Regions from separate parts of the Homo sapiens genome. Here regions 1 and 2 are each linked to region 3. A link is a contact called in ENCODE Hi-C or POLR2A ChIA-PET data. All regions are on one chromosome and are shown on one strand. The core of a region is the stretch at or near the end of the contact, and the rest is flanking DNA. Distances in the headings are between cores, read along the strand shown. Region 1 overlaps ZBTB20 (zinc finger and BTB domain containing 20). Region 2 overlaps CCDC191 (coiled-coil domain containing 191). Region 3 holds the start of ZBTB20-AS5 (ZBTB20 antisense RNA 5).

Region 1 (4,258 bases), core at 1,327-3,826, 360 kb after region 3:
GATTGTTTCTTTCTGCTGGTCTGTCTAACCCTTCTCTTTCCCTTCCCCTCCCCCTCCCCTGCAGCTGCTGCTGCTTCTTTTTTTTTTCCTCTAATTTGCTTCTCTCTCTCTTTCTTACATGTATTTATCATTCTGCACTGGATTGAATCTCCTGTACAATGTTGAACAGAAGACATAAGAACTGACAACCTTGCCTCTTTTCCGATCCTAGGAGTGTATCGGTCAGGTTTTCATCATTACATACATTATAAGTTCTTCATAGATGCCCTTTGTCAGGTTACAGAAGTTCTCTTCTATTCCTTTTGTTGAAAGATTATATCACAAATGGATACTGGATTTTCTCAAATGTTTCTGTACATCTATTGAAATGGTCATGTGTTTTCTCTTTTATTCTATTAATATGCTATATTGCATTAATTAATTATTGGATGTTAAGTGAAACTCACATTCCTGGGATAAATCCTCTGTGGTCAGCACTGTATAATGCTTTTCTACTTTGCCACATTTGGTTTGTGAATATTTTGTTGAGTTTTGGTGTCTATATTCATGAGGGAATCTGGTCTGCAGTTTTCTTTCATTGTGATGTCTTTGTCTGGCTTTGCTCTCAGTGTAATATTGTACAAATAATTGAAAGATGACCTTTCTTGCTCTATTTCTAGAAAAGTTTGTGAAATACTGGTATTGGATAGAATTCACCAGTGGAGTCATCTACATCTAGGATTTTCTCCTAACTATAAATTGTATAAATTGTATGTCTTTTTATTACGAGTCTGTTCATATTTTCTATTTCCTCTTGAGTCAGTTTTGGTAATTTGCGCATTTCTAAGATAGTCCATTTTATCCAGCTAATTGCTAACAATTGTCCAGTTGCTAACAATTGTCTAATTGTTAAGCAATGACAATTGAGGTCAACCAATGATCAGTCACAGGTTGTATTTCTAACTATCAAGCAATGAAAAGGATTATGAGGTTATAATATTTGTTCATAGTATAGTATGAGATCAGGAATGAGAGAGAAGGTATCACCACCAACCCCATAGAAATGAGAATGATTATGAGGTTATACTATTTGTTTATAATATAGTATTAACTATAACTATACCTCATAATCCTTTTCATTTCTGTGGGGTTGGTGGTGATACCTTCTCTCTGATTCCTCATTTTGGTAATCTGTCATCTTCTCTCCTTTTTCCTTGATCAGTCTAGCAAAAGAAAAACTAAGTTTTGGTTGATCTTTTCAAAAAACTAAGTTTTGGTTTCATTAATTTTCTCTATTATTTTCATTATCTATTTCATTGATTTCTGTTCTTATCTTTGTTATATCCTTCCTTCTGTTCAAACAGAATTTAGTTTTATGTTTATATCATGTCTATACTTACCTAAATAATGACGTGATGAGGTCCTTTTGTTTAGGTGAATTTTAGATACATTTTTATCATTTCATTTCCACTTAAAGGATTTCCTTCAGTATTTCTGGTAAGGCAGGTCTACTAGCAACAAATTGTCTCAGTCTTTGTTTATTTGGGATATCTTTATTTTATATTTATTTTTGAAGAACAATTTTGCTAAATATAAAATTCCTAAATGACATTTTCCCTTTTTTTCCTTCAGCACACTGAATACGTCATCCCTCTACCTCCTGGCTTTGTTTCTAATGAGAAGTAAGCTGTTAATCGTAGTGTTGTTTTCCTGTATGTAACAGTCTTTTTTTTCTTGTTACTGTCAAAATTTTCTCTTTTTCATTCAAAAGTTTGACTATAATGTGTCTATGTACAGATTTTTTTTGTGTTTATCCAACATGGAGTTTTTGTGCTTCTCAAATGTGTAGATTAATGTTATTCATCACATTTGGGAAGTTTTTGGCTATTATTTCTTCAAATATTTTTGAGCCCTTTCTTTCTTTCCTCCTCTTCTCTACCATTACACATATGTTAGTATGCTTGATGGTCTCTCACAGGTCTCCGAAGCTCTGCTCATTTTTTCATTGTTCTTTTCTCTTCAAATTAGACCATTTCTATTAATTGATCTTCAATCTCATTGTGTCTTTATTCTGCCATCTTAAATATTCTGTTGAGATTCTCTTGCAATTTTTTAATTTCCATTATAATATTTTTTAACTCCAGAATTTTTGTTCCTTTTAAAATAACACTTATGTTTATATTGATACTCTCTATTTAAAGGGTAATTATAGTAATACTTTAATTATTTAACATGATTTCCTATTATTTTGAACATATTTATAATAGTGCTTTCAACTCTTTGTTTGCTAAGTTTAACATCTGCTATCTCCACTTCAACCCAAATATAATTTCTTTTTTTTTCTTCAGACACTTTCTTTTAACCACTTCTTAAATTGGGTATGAGTCACACTCCTGTTTATTACATGTCTCATTTTTTTCTTGAAAATTGACATTTTATATAGCATATTACAGCAACTCTGGCTTCTGACTTTTCCCTGTTGAGGGTTGTTGCTGTTATTGCTGTGTTTGTTTATTTAGGACTTGCCTAACATAACTCTGTGCAGCCTCTCTTCCCCATGCTGTGCCGCTGCTGATGTTTCTGCTCAGTTTGTGTAATTTCCATTTTCGTTTTTGAGCTGGGACTTTCCCCTGTGTTAACACAGTTTAGTGGTCAGCCAACGATCAGTCACAGGTTGTACTTAAACACCTAGGGCCACTATGCTAACGCCTCTAATTGATATATACGTGTGTGTGGGTTGTAGAATGCACTCAAAGTTCAGGCAGTTTACAAGTGTTTTTTTGATTTTTACTTTCCATTTGTTCTCTCTTATCTTCTCTCTGTGTGTCCAAAGCCTTAGGTCTTCCCCAGAGTATGTGTGCAGCCTTTCAGACCTCTAGGAATATGTGGTAGCTTACCAAAGTTCACTATGATAGTATCCTTTTCCAATTCTCCCTGCTAAATTTCTGGCCAATCTGCCAGTTCTTTTCTACTCTGAATTGTAACTTCAGGCTACATATGATGTTTATTCTCCCTGCTTGTTTGCCCCTGAGATTGTCACTGTTTTGACCACACCTAAGGGCATGGGGTTTTTCTATGTTCTGCTCCATCAAATTATCGAATCACCCCCTTTCAGCAGTGAAGTTGTGGGTTTTCATGACTTGTCCTGCCCTGGCAGAACTACTGATACAATGGAACTGTGGGGACGGATAATAGGAGGAAGCACTCCCGGCTAAAACACTGTGGGCTCCTAACTGTGCTAGTTGTCCCAACATAACTTTTAATTTGGCCACTTTCACTCCCAAAAGTATCCAGCTTCTGTGATATGATTTATGACCTTTTAATCTATAGTGGGCATAAACGACTTATGCCATATGCCATTTCTTCAGCGAATGACCACTGCCTAATTCTTTTCTTAGTAATGCAGGAATCAGGGGCCTAGCTGCAGGTATCCATGCATGTGGGGTGGCGGGGGGGAAGTCTAACTGCCATTGAATGAACGTTTTCATAATGGTTACATGTGTATAGAAAATCTTCAACTGCCCCTCCTACTACATCTCTAGAAAGTTTAAAGGTTTGGGGGGGATTAAGAATTTCTAGGGAAGTGTATGGGATATAGGGATAAGGTTACCAAAATTCTCCCATGGGAGATAAATAGTTTTGCCTCACTCTATAGAGTTTGGAGAAACCACTCAGCGAGAAGGACTAGAATTACTTTGGTTAATAATGAGTTGCTATGAACTTTGGAGCTGGACTAACCTATTCTAAGCAATTGTAAAGAATATGTCATTTAGACTTAATCTTATACAAAACAATAATAGCTCAGAGATCTAAGCAGGTCCAAATACTTACTTGGATCAGGTTAGTATTTGCCAGCTTATTTTCTCACAGATTCCTGGGCTCACTCAGGTTATACTTCCTTGGGAACACACAAAGGGAATAAGCTCCTTTTGGAACTCAAATAACTTGTAAATCAGAAAGTTCCCATATGGATATAGAGAATAATATTTACTATATAATAATTTTTCCTTTACATGATGATCCACAATAAAGTTCCCTTGAGAATACACTTCCCTAGAGCATTTAAATTATGAACGGATTTACAAAATAACTCCTATCACATGAAAAGAGATAAACATATAGTATCTGCTTCTAGGAATTATCTAAACTCATTTTCCTTCAGAGACTTAAATAGATGAAAAAAATCAGCAAACTTTGTTTAGGAAAAATTCAGAATGTATAAAGCATTAATTGTGAATATCTTACTGATATCTTTGGATCAACATAATACTTCACTTTT
Region 2 (4,374 bases), core at 114-2,613, 450 kb before region 3:
TATTACTAAAATCCTATCAACAAGTTATAATATTATAAAATAATAACTTATCTTGGATTACTGTAAACTGATCAAATTTGAACATTAACAAAGTACAATGACAGGTGTCCTTTATCAGTGTTTGTCCTTGGCAGTTACTCAGAGTTTTCTCATTTGTGTAATTATTCCTTTTTTTTTCACAATCCAAATCTCAAATTACAGAAAAATGATATACCTTTCAGCTATGTTTTTTTGTGTGTGTGTTGGCTGGGAATGCCAAAAAGGTTGGCAAAAGGGGCAGGAAAAAAGTAGTGGGGCTCTCTGGTGTACTCCACTCCTCACATGTCTACCATTCTGAGATTTTTGATGTCAGGTTCTGCCAAGTCTCAAAACCTCAAGAGTTGCCAGAATTCAGTCCCAGTGTACACATTCTACTCTAGGAGAGAAGATAACAACCACCAAGGCCACCACCGAGACAGCCCTGCCTTTTAGTATGGGATGCGGTGTCATCAATTGCTTTGGTTTCCTTCTGAGTCCAGAAAGAGAATTTCGGGAGTCACTTCTGCCTTCAGTCCCAGGGGAAGCAACAGGTGAACTAGGGAAAAAATAAAGGAAAGGAATTTAGACTACTAACCAGTTTCCTTCAAACTCCTTTGACCTGAGATGCTCAAAGCCTTTTACAGACCTTAATGAATCCCTACTCTCTGAGATAACTACATATTATATCCACTCCATAAATATGTGTAATGAGGTATGGAAAGGTTGTGTGATCGGCATGAGTCTACACAGTGAGTCAGGTACTGTGACTCCCATCCTAATGCTTCAAATCCATAGGTGTCACCACATCTTATCCTACCATTTACCACATGCAATGAGTATGTCTCAAGCACAACTGAAACCATCTTACGTGGCTTTTGAGAAACTTGGGCTCTTATTTGAGGCTCAAAGATGTTTTGTTTTATCCCTAACAACTACAAATTTAAGCTAGGAAATAAGCCAGCCCAGGGGCTGCTCCATGTGGACCTGATGTTGTCTGACTTGGCTTCTCAGCACTTAACATAGCTAGAAACCCAGAAATAGAGCAAGACAGCATTTTTCTCTTTAACTGGCATAGTAACAGAGATCCTCAAAGGCAGCCGTGACCCAAATGCTAACAGTATAACTGGATCCTTACAGGCATCCTTGACTATCTGTGCCTGTCATATACTAGTCATAACTAGGCTTCTTTGCTTTGAGAGTGCAAAATCAAGGAAAAGGAACAATCATGGGGCTCAGAAGCAGGGCAAAGAAGCTCAGGAGCCCAAAGTGAAAAACCCCTTAAAATGAGTCCAGCGAGTTCTGATAGAACAGACATACTTCACAAGCATCTGGCAGGTTCTTGGTTCCTCTTCTCTGGGCTTTGACAGCAGGTGGCTCTGTGCTTCTGTGACTGCTAAGGCATGCTCTGCTGCCCACTGAGCCTCTGCCAGCTGCAGGTTTTTCTTCAGCTCGAGAATTGTTTTCTGCTGTTCCTGAAGTTTCTTCTTTTGCTTCTCAATCAGCTGTTGCTGGAAGACATGGCGGTTGTGGAAATGACCCAAGCAAAGCGGTTCTGCTTTCTGGCTGGTAGTTCTGAGTGTCTCGTTGCTGCCAGGCTGTTGAGAGGGTTCAGCACCCAGGGTCTTGTGCTGCTTATTGCCAGGTGCACTCAGAGAGACATTCTGAAGGGAACCCTGCAAGTTGCCTGTTGTTGTTCTTCCCAGGGGAGGACTGAGCATACAACCACTGCTTCCCAAGGGAGGCTTTTCCCACAAAGGGGGCACAGCAGTCTCCTGAGAGAGAGAAACATGTTATAGCTCAACTATTTAAAGGACTGTGCTGATGAAATCCAACATTTATGAGGTCAGTATTGTTTTGTTTAATGGCACAACTGCCATGTATTGCAGGTAAAGGTGGTCTGTGCTCCTGGCCTGGCTACCTCAGAGGCCACCACTCTTAAAACATGCATTGCTGCTCACCATGAAAACTGGGAGAGTGGCCGGCTGTGGTGGCTCATGCCTGTAATCCCAGCACGTTGGGAGGCCGAGATGGGCAGATGACTTAAGGTCAGGAGATTGAGATCAGCCTGGCCAACATGGTGAAACCCTGTCTCTACTAAAGGTACAAAAGTTGGCCAGGCATGGTGGTACGCACCTGTAATCCCAGCTACTCAGGAGGCTGATGCAGGAGAATCGCTTGAACCTGGGAAGTGGAGGTTGCAGTGGGCTGAGATTGTGCTACTGAACTCCAGCCTGGGCAACACAGCGAGACCCTGGCTCAAAAAAAAAGAAAACTGGGAGAGTGGCTACAGCTGTATGAACCATTGCCATGGGCCAGGACATTCGTAATAGCAAAAATCTTCTCTTATAAATTTCTAATTTGGACAGTTCATTTGTGAATTAGGCAAGGTTACTCCAGATATATATATATATATATATATATATATATAAATATATATATTTTATATATAAAAAACATGAATTTAATATGCATAAATTGACTCTGAATTTTAGTGGAAATTTGAAGATGTTGTGGCAAAGGATATATTCTTTCTCGAGAATGTCTGAAAACCAAAGAATATCTTTACAAATGAATAATATATCTCTTTTCTTTCAATGCCTCTCCTGACACTAGTAAATTAATCATATGCCATAGTATAGGATATTTAGTTATTTCAGCATCAAGGTCCCGTTAAAGCCTAGCTAACCGTTTCCAGCTATTCCTGAACTATCTATGGGTGGGAAATATTTGGAAGCTCAGGATCACTGGGCAAATATCTGCATTACAAACTATCTATGGGTGGGAAATATTTGGAAGCTCAGGATCACTGGGCAAATATCTGCATTACATAAGAATAATGTTACCTAATAATATTTTGTATTAGCATATCACTAGTTTTCAAAGCTTTATTACATAAATCCCATTTAATAGACTGAGGTACCATACTCAATTACAAGTTCTATACAGAGGGGAAGGAAACAAGAATTTTTATTTAGAAACAGCTATCTTGGCCAAAATAATGTCATATTAAAGTGTCTCTTCTAGAATGGTTTGAGTCCATGTTCTAAGGTCTAAGTTTTTGATTCTGCCATCTGCAATGGCTTAAAGAGAAAAATGCTATGAGCTATCTAAATATCAGAAGCTTCTTGTTCTAACAGGACCCCATCCTTAGGGACTCAAAAATATTTTTCACGATTATAGAAATGCTTTCCATAGACTCAACTGAAATGAAAGATGTGATATATGGAAACTCTGACATGTTAAACACTTTTAAAAGTAACCTTTTATTTCAGTAATGTCAGTGAACACTTATTCATGAGAACACCTGCTTAAGCAATTTATATCAAGCAGGGTATATGTTTTAGGTTCTTTTAAACTTGGTGGTAATGACACCTTATTAACCTAGCAAGACTGTGTCAAAGCCCTGAGTAAAGCGACAGGGTTTCTTTTGGATCATGGTAACTTTTTAACATGAAAATAAAGAACATGAAGGAAAAGCTTAGTGGTACAGATAGTACTTAATAGAGCAGGAGTGAATGGTCTGACTTAATTAGAGAAAATCACCTATTAGCTAACTGATAATTTTGGAAAAATTCAAGGTACAGTTTGTGTGTTCTTAGTACATGAGTTCCTATGACTGTATAATTAATGAGCATCTAACTAAAGATTTTATATTTTCACTTGGTCATGTTTTGCTGTACACGCTGGAAAAAGATTAGTTTACTTAGTCTCTACAGGGTCTATTGTAGCCCTCTATTATCATTTGCTCCATTTTTAACAATACTGTCCTTTCTTGATAAAGTCTTTTGTTCTTGATTTCAGAGATTTGGAGTCTTTTGTTCCCTTGAGTCTAAATATATATAAATTACTATATATATATTACTATATATATAAATTACTATATATATTACTATATATATAAATTACTATATATATTACTATATATAAATTACTACATATATATAGTAATTTTTCTGTTTTGCACAGGTAAAAAATACTTTCTGCTGACTTTTTTTTTTTTTTCATTTAAGAACAGTGGCACTTTGTAAGGTAAAAGGTTCCATACAGCTCTTTCTTAAGATAGAAGTCTGTCTTGGGTCTCAATGGAGACAAAATTATCTGCCATAAAGGTAGATACATTGCCTAGGGGAAGGGACCAAAATGTTACACATAAGTCCCAACAAGCATCTTCCTGATCCCCCCTTGCTCAGAGAATAAGCTTAAATTAAAACTAGCCTACTTGCTAGCAATAATCAGGGTAAAAAGCAAGGCTGGGGACCCTCTAGTGCACAATTTAATTTCACATGTCTGAATTAAGTACTTAACAGCATTATGTGGAGGGTGGAGGTGAGGGGGTAGAAGCTCTTCTCCACAAGG
Region 3 (4,577 bases), core at 67-2,566:
TCTCCTTAAGCACTATTAAAAGCATTAAAAAATTCTACAAAAATACAGAAAAGTCTGAAAGCAATTCAAGAATATTCCTAAAGAAAACATGTAAGTGTAAGAAGTGAGTTACCCTGGAAAATTCTGGATTTGCCAAAAGTTCCCCTACTTCTAATATCTTTCAGTGAGTTCAAGTGCTAACACTGGCCACCTAGTACTTGTTTTTTATCTGAGGATCATTACTGAGGCAACACATACATAGTAAGGTTTCCCGAAAAGACTCCTTGTTATCAAGTTACTTCAAACATAAGGCACTCACACCTCCCAGCCAGGAGGGTTTTTTGATGAGCATCACACTCTGCCCTGATATGTATTACACCCTTAAGAAGCAGTTACATAAATGCATTCTATAATTATGGAAAATGTATATATCTATATTTTCCCCTACATTTTCCCTCCCCAGGGATATGAATAGATTTTATTTTCAGTTAATAGAAAAAAAAAGAAAAGAGTTTCTGATTCTTGAAACAACTGTTGTAGCTGTTTTCTACTTAGCAAAACAGTTATCTGTAGTTAGGAATGGTACATAATATATATTTAAGGATTTTTGTAGAGCTTGAGAATTGTTCCCCTTGTTTAGTTTCGTGTCTATAATGTACCTTAAAAAGATTTCTAAGTGACAATCAACATATAAATGCATTAAGAGGAGAACTTTAAGAAAGAAAACATTATCTTGGGTTTACAAATCCAGGATATTAGCATAAAGATATAAATGTACAGCATATATAAAAGATAAAATTGTTTACTACATTTTACACATACAGCTCACATCTGATTTCTTTTTGCTTTTGTTGGAGCATTAATTTGAAAATGATAAGCATTCTGAAATGTTTGCTACAACACAAATTCATGGTAAAAATATACATGCATAGGCAAAAATTGAAATGGAGAACACAAAGCTACGTGGCAATCAGAATCGTTGACAAAATCTCCATCTAGACTATATTTTGCATGAACTAGTGTATCATAGAAGGGGCAAGAAATCTCTCTGGGGGTTTTGTCATTTACATAATTAGAAACAAAAATAAAATACAAATATCTGCTCCCTTACTACCTTTTCTTAATAACTGACAAGTGACACAAGTGGTACCTTTTAAACAGATGGATGCAAAAACTTGTGAGATCGAATGAACTGATGTACCCCATTGGTATTTTGGGAACCCAAATTCCATAATTAACTTTTTACCCAAGTGGCAAAAGTAGAAGATGTTCTAGTCACCAAATTGATTATTTGATGGACTTTTGTTCTTTCTTCCACAAGATTTTGGCGACCCAGAAAGGGTAAAGACATGATAAGAGAAGATGCATCCTGAACAACTTTTATTGTGAGTAGAAAAAAAATAGCATAAAGTGAGCATAAGAACAGTTGGATTTGGAAAGATTAAAAGAGGAGAAAAGAGCAACATATGCAACTTAACTAGTCTTTTTCTTTTTAATTTTTTCATGTACATATATGTATATATTGGGATGATGGGGAGAAAAGATAACTGGATTTCTTTTGAATGTCTTTGTGTCTTTATAGAGTGAATGTTCTGTTCCTGTCTCTTTCTTTTTAGGCGAAAAACTAATAAAAATAGAAAAACATATATCAGACATTAAGCTCACTCCCCCCCCCCCCACCCTTCCCTTTGTAAAGAACTCTTTGTTCTCTAGTGAAAATGCTGAAAAATCCCCGGGCAGCTACTCCCTGAAACAAGTGCAAAACACTTAGAGGCTTTTGGGCTGGCTGGGAGCCAGAAACCCTCCCGCTGTCTGGTTAGAAGAGGAAAAAAAGAAGAGAGAGGGAGAGGGAGAGAGGGGAAGAGGGATGGGGGGCAGAGAGAGAGGAAGAGAGAGAGGAAGAGAGAGGAAAAGAGAAGGGAGAGAGAGAGAGAGAGAGAGAGAGAGAGAGAGAGAAATTGGAGCTTCCTTTAATAGACATAGGAAGCAGCGTTTTTTTCTTTCTTTTTTTTCAAAACTGGCGGTCAAGCGTTAAGTAACTCCCGTCTAAATCCACCTGCTAGAAATGAACTTGGGTAACCCCCCAGGGGTGCACAAAGACAGGGAAGACAGTAACATACTCCATACTCTTTCCCACCCCCCGTTGTACTGCTTCCATTCTTTCTGCTCTCATACACAAATGCCCACAGCTTCTCACGCCGCCCCTCTTACCCCCCAACAACAAACACAGCAAAATACATGCTCCCTCGGTCTCCTAAAAAAAAAAAAAGGCTTTTCCATCTCGGTTGCGACACAGTGATAAGGGGTAGCGAACATCTCATACCTGGTGTGAATGCTAATCAGTCAGGAGTTCTCCTTTTCCCAAGACAGGGAACTGTTTCCTTCCAAATTTATTAGAACCTCCTCCACTGCCTCTTTGAAAAACCTTCTTTGTCACCCTCTCCCAAGTCCCGATACTTCTTTAAAAAAAAAATGGCTTCGGAGCTCCTTCTATTCTTGATATTGATTCTCTCTCTCTCCCCCCACCCCTCCTCCTCTCTCCTGTCTGTGTCTCTTCTGAGTGGTCTATTGATAAGTCCCTGGAGGCACTGGGTCAGCCTGCCCGTAGGAAACCAGACACAATGCACAAATCTCCGAGTGCCATTCTGCCATCAGCAAGCAGACCACGTTTAGGAGAGAGAGAGAGGAAAAAAAAACAGTAGAGCAAGAGACAGAGAGAGAGAGAGAGAGAGAGAGACACCAACCGAGGGAGGGAGAGAGAGACTGAGAGAGAGGAAGAGAGAGGGGGAAGAGAGAGAGGGGGGGGAGAGAGAGAGAGAGAGGGAGAGAGAGGAGAGACGGAGAGAGAGAGTGTGTGAGAAAAAGACTGATTGGAACAGGAGGGAGAGAGAGAGAAAAGGAGAAGGAGAGAGAGCGCGAGAGGGAGAGCGGCACTGCCAGTCAGGTTAATCATCCCTACTTTAATTAGCTGTTCGGCTTAGACATAAAACAATTGAATTTGAATGATCTGTCAGCAGGCTCGGCTGAACCAAAGGGGAAAAGCGAATATTACAAAAAGACTGTTGGTGTGTTCTGATAAGCAATACTGCTCGTACTGACAAATCCTCAAAGGGGGAACTATTAAAACTTACAACTAAACAAAAAGTGCAAATACAAATGGCACTAGATAGAGGTCTTTAAAAAATGGAGTTTTCTCCTCTAGTTTTATGAACCATAGATATTTATGTGCAGGTGCCAACATATTAGGGGTTTTCGTGTAATGTGTGAAAGTTTATTAACGATGGTCTAGGAGTGTAGCAGACAGATGCTGCAGAGAACAAGACAGGTACAGTCAGATGCCGAATCTAGATCTTGGAGGGAGAAGGATGCTGGAAGAAGAGGCACCGTGGCAAGAGATCAGCACAGACAAAGTCAGTGGGCAGATAGGCAGACAGATTTTAGGCACGGCACGATCTCATCTAAAAAGGCAAAAGTTCTGATGCAATATTAGGTACAAAACAATCCATCCATCCTCCTCTCCCGGGTGCACTCCAAGGTACAGTTAAAATGGATTAATCTTTGTGACAAACAGAGCTGGCAAGGCAGACACTGAAGGCGATTTGCAGACCCAGAGAATACAGAGCTAGAAAAAGCCCCAGAGATCAATCTCTCCCCCTCCCAATTTAGTAGAGAGGAAACTGAGGCCCAGAGTCGACACTAGACACTAGGACTCCAGGAGCCCACCAGGCCAGTGCTCTTTCCACCACACCAGCTAACCTAGAGTATTCTTTGAAGATCTGGCCCAACAGGTATGAAAATCACCCTTACCTCCCAAATAAGAAGATTACTCCACCTATATAGTTAGTGCACAAACCTCCAATTTCTCAAAATGTTTAAATAGCCAAATGGAAATATAATTACATATATAAATACATTTCCACTTTATATATATGTGTGTTTATGTATATATATATATATGGAGAGAGAGAGAGAGAGACCATTTTGAATGCTAGGAACAAGGGATTTAAGTCTTTAATTCATTCTAGGAGAAAAGCAGAAAAATATAATATTGTAGAGGCCTCGTCTCAGCAAGATATAACTTGTGTCACATTTTCAAGCTAATGAAGGCTAGTGGTTTGATCTACAAAGACCTCACCCTGAATTTACAATTCGCTCTATGAACATCATCTGCTATATATCACCAAGTGAGAAGATGTGGTTTTTCTCATACACCTCGTTTCTAAAATATAGGCACATTGTGGGTGAAAGAGATTGAGTCTTTCAGCATACTATGTAGTTTTAAAGCACTGATGAGATTTTCCACCTGGAGAATTAGGTATGTACAACCTTTCCAATATATTTCAATTGAAAATGAGCTACTAAAAAGGGGAAACTATATTTTCCGCCCATGAAAGTGATGGTATCTTTTTCGGGACACATATGATCATGTTCACTAAGGATTCCCTTTTGACAATGGGTAATTGAAGGTCCAGTTTTTAAATGGTGAAAGAGGTGCTTATGAAGAGAACAGTGCCATCAGATGTTACTGGAGAGATTAAGTTTCTTGCCCTAAAACAAGACTCAGGATGTGTATGAAACCGAAAACTATCTCTCAGTCA

The links. A loop is a pair of places that touch in the nucleus more often than their neighbours do. ChIA-PET counts read pairs that join two places held with the same protein, here RNA polymerase II (POLR2A). Pooled maps may share reads with other maps.
Region 1: a loop to region 3 is called in a pooled map, with 4 times the contacts of the local background. The contact joins the enhancer-like site here to the promoter of ZBTB20-AS5 in region 3. A Hi-C loop is called at or near these places in 10 of 37 single-sample maps with no recorded cell type and 3 of 50 pooled maps. POLR2A ChIA-PET finds 5 or more read pairs at or near these places in 1 of 52 experiments (A673).
Region 2: a loop to region 3 is called in a map of OCI-LY7, with 5 times the contacts of the local background. The contact joins the enhancer-like site here to the promoter of ZBTB20-AS5 in region 3. A Hi-C loop is called at or near these places in 1 of 168 maps with a recorded cell type or tissue (OCI-LY7) and 1 of 50 pooled maps. POLR2A ChIA-PET finds 5 or more read pairs at or near these places in 3 of 52 experiments (Panc1, activated CD4-positive, alpha-beta T cell and activated T-cell).

The regions. Positions count from the first base shown.
Region 1 is chr3:114,807,380-114,811,637 of GRCh38, forward strand. All of the region lies in intron 4 of ZBTB20 (zinc finger and BTB domain containing 20), which reads right to left. Among named protein-coding and RNA genes, the nearest start is that of ZBTB20-AS3, 64 kb to the right of the region's middle. RefSeq lists an enhancer at 2,512-2,691. Within about 2 kb of position 2,577, at least 3 of the 41 ENCODE cell types and tissues checked have a DNase peak (open chromatin) inside an H3K27ac peak, as active enhancers do.
Region 2 is chr3:114,004,173-114,008,546 of GRCh38, forward strand. CCDC191 (coiled-coil domain containing 191) reads right to left here. Exons shown (of 17, transcript NM_020817.2): 10 at 1,336-1,790; 11 at 465-574. The region is part of intron 1 of LOC105374048 (a long non-coding RNA gene); the gene reads left to right. Among named protein-coding and RNA genes, the nearest start is that of CCDC191, 50 kb to the right of the region's middle. RefSeq lists enhancers at 1,203-1,332, 1,563-1,612. Within about 2 kb of position 1,364, at least 3 of the 41 ENCODE cell types and tissues checked have a DNase peak (open chromatin) inside an H3K27ac peak, as active enhancers do; they include OCI-LY7, where a contact is called at or near this core.
Region 3 is chr3:114,452,277-114,456,853 of GRCh38, forward strand. ZBTB20-AS5 (ZBTB20 antisense RNA 5) reads left to right here and starts at 1,317. Exons shown (of 3, transcript NR_121661.1): 1 at 1,317-1,364. The region is part of intron 7 of ZBTB20 (zinc finger and BTB domain containing 20); the gene reads right to left.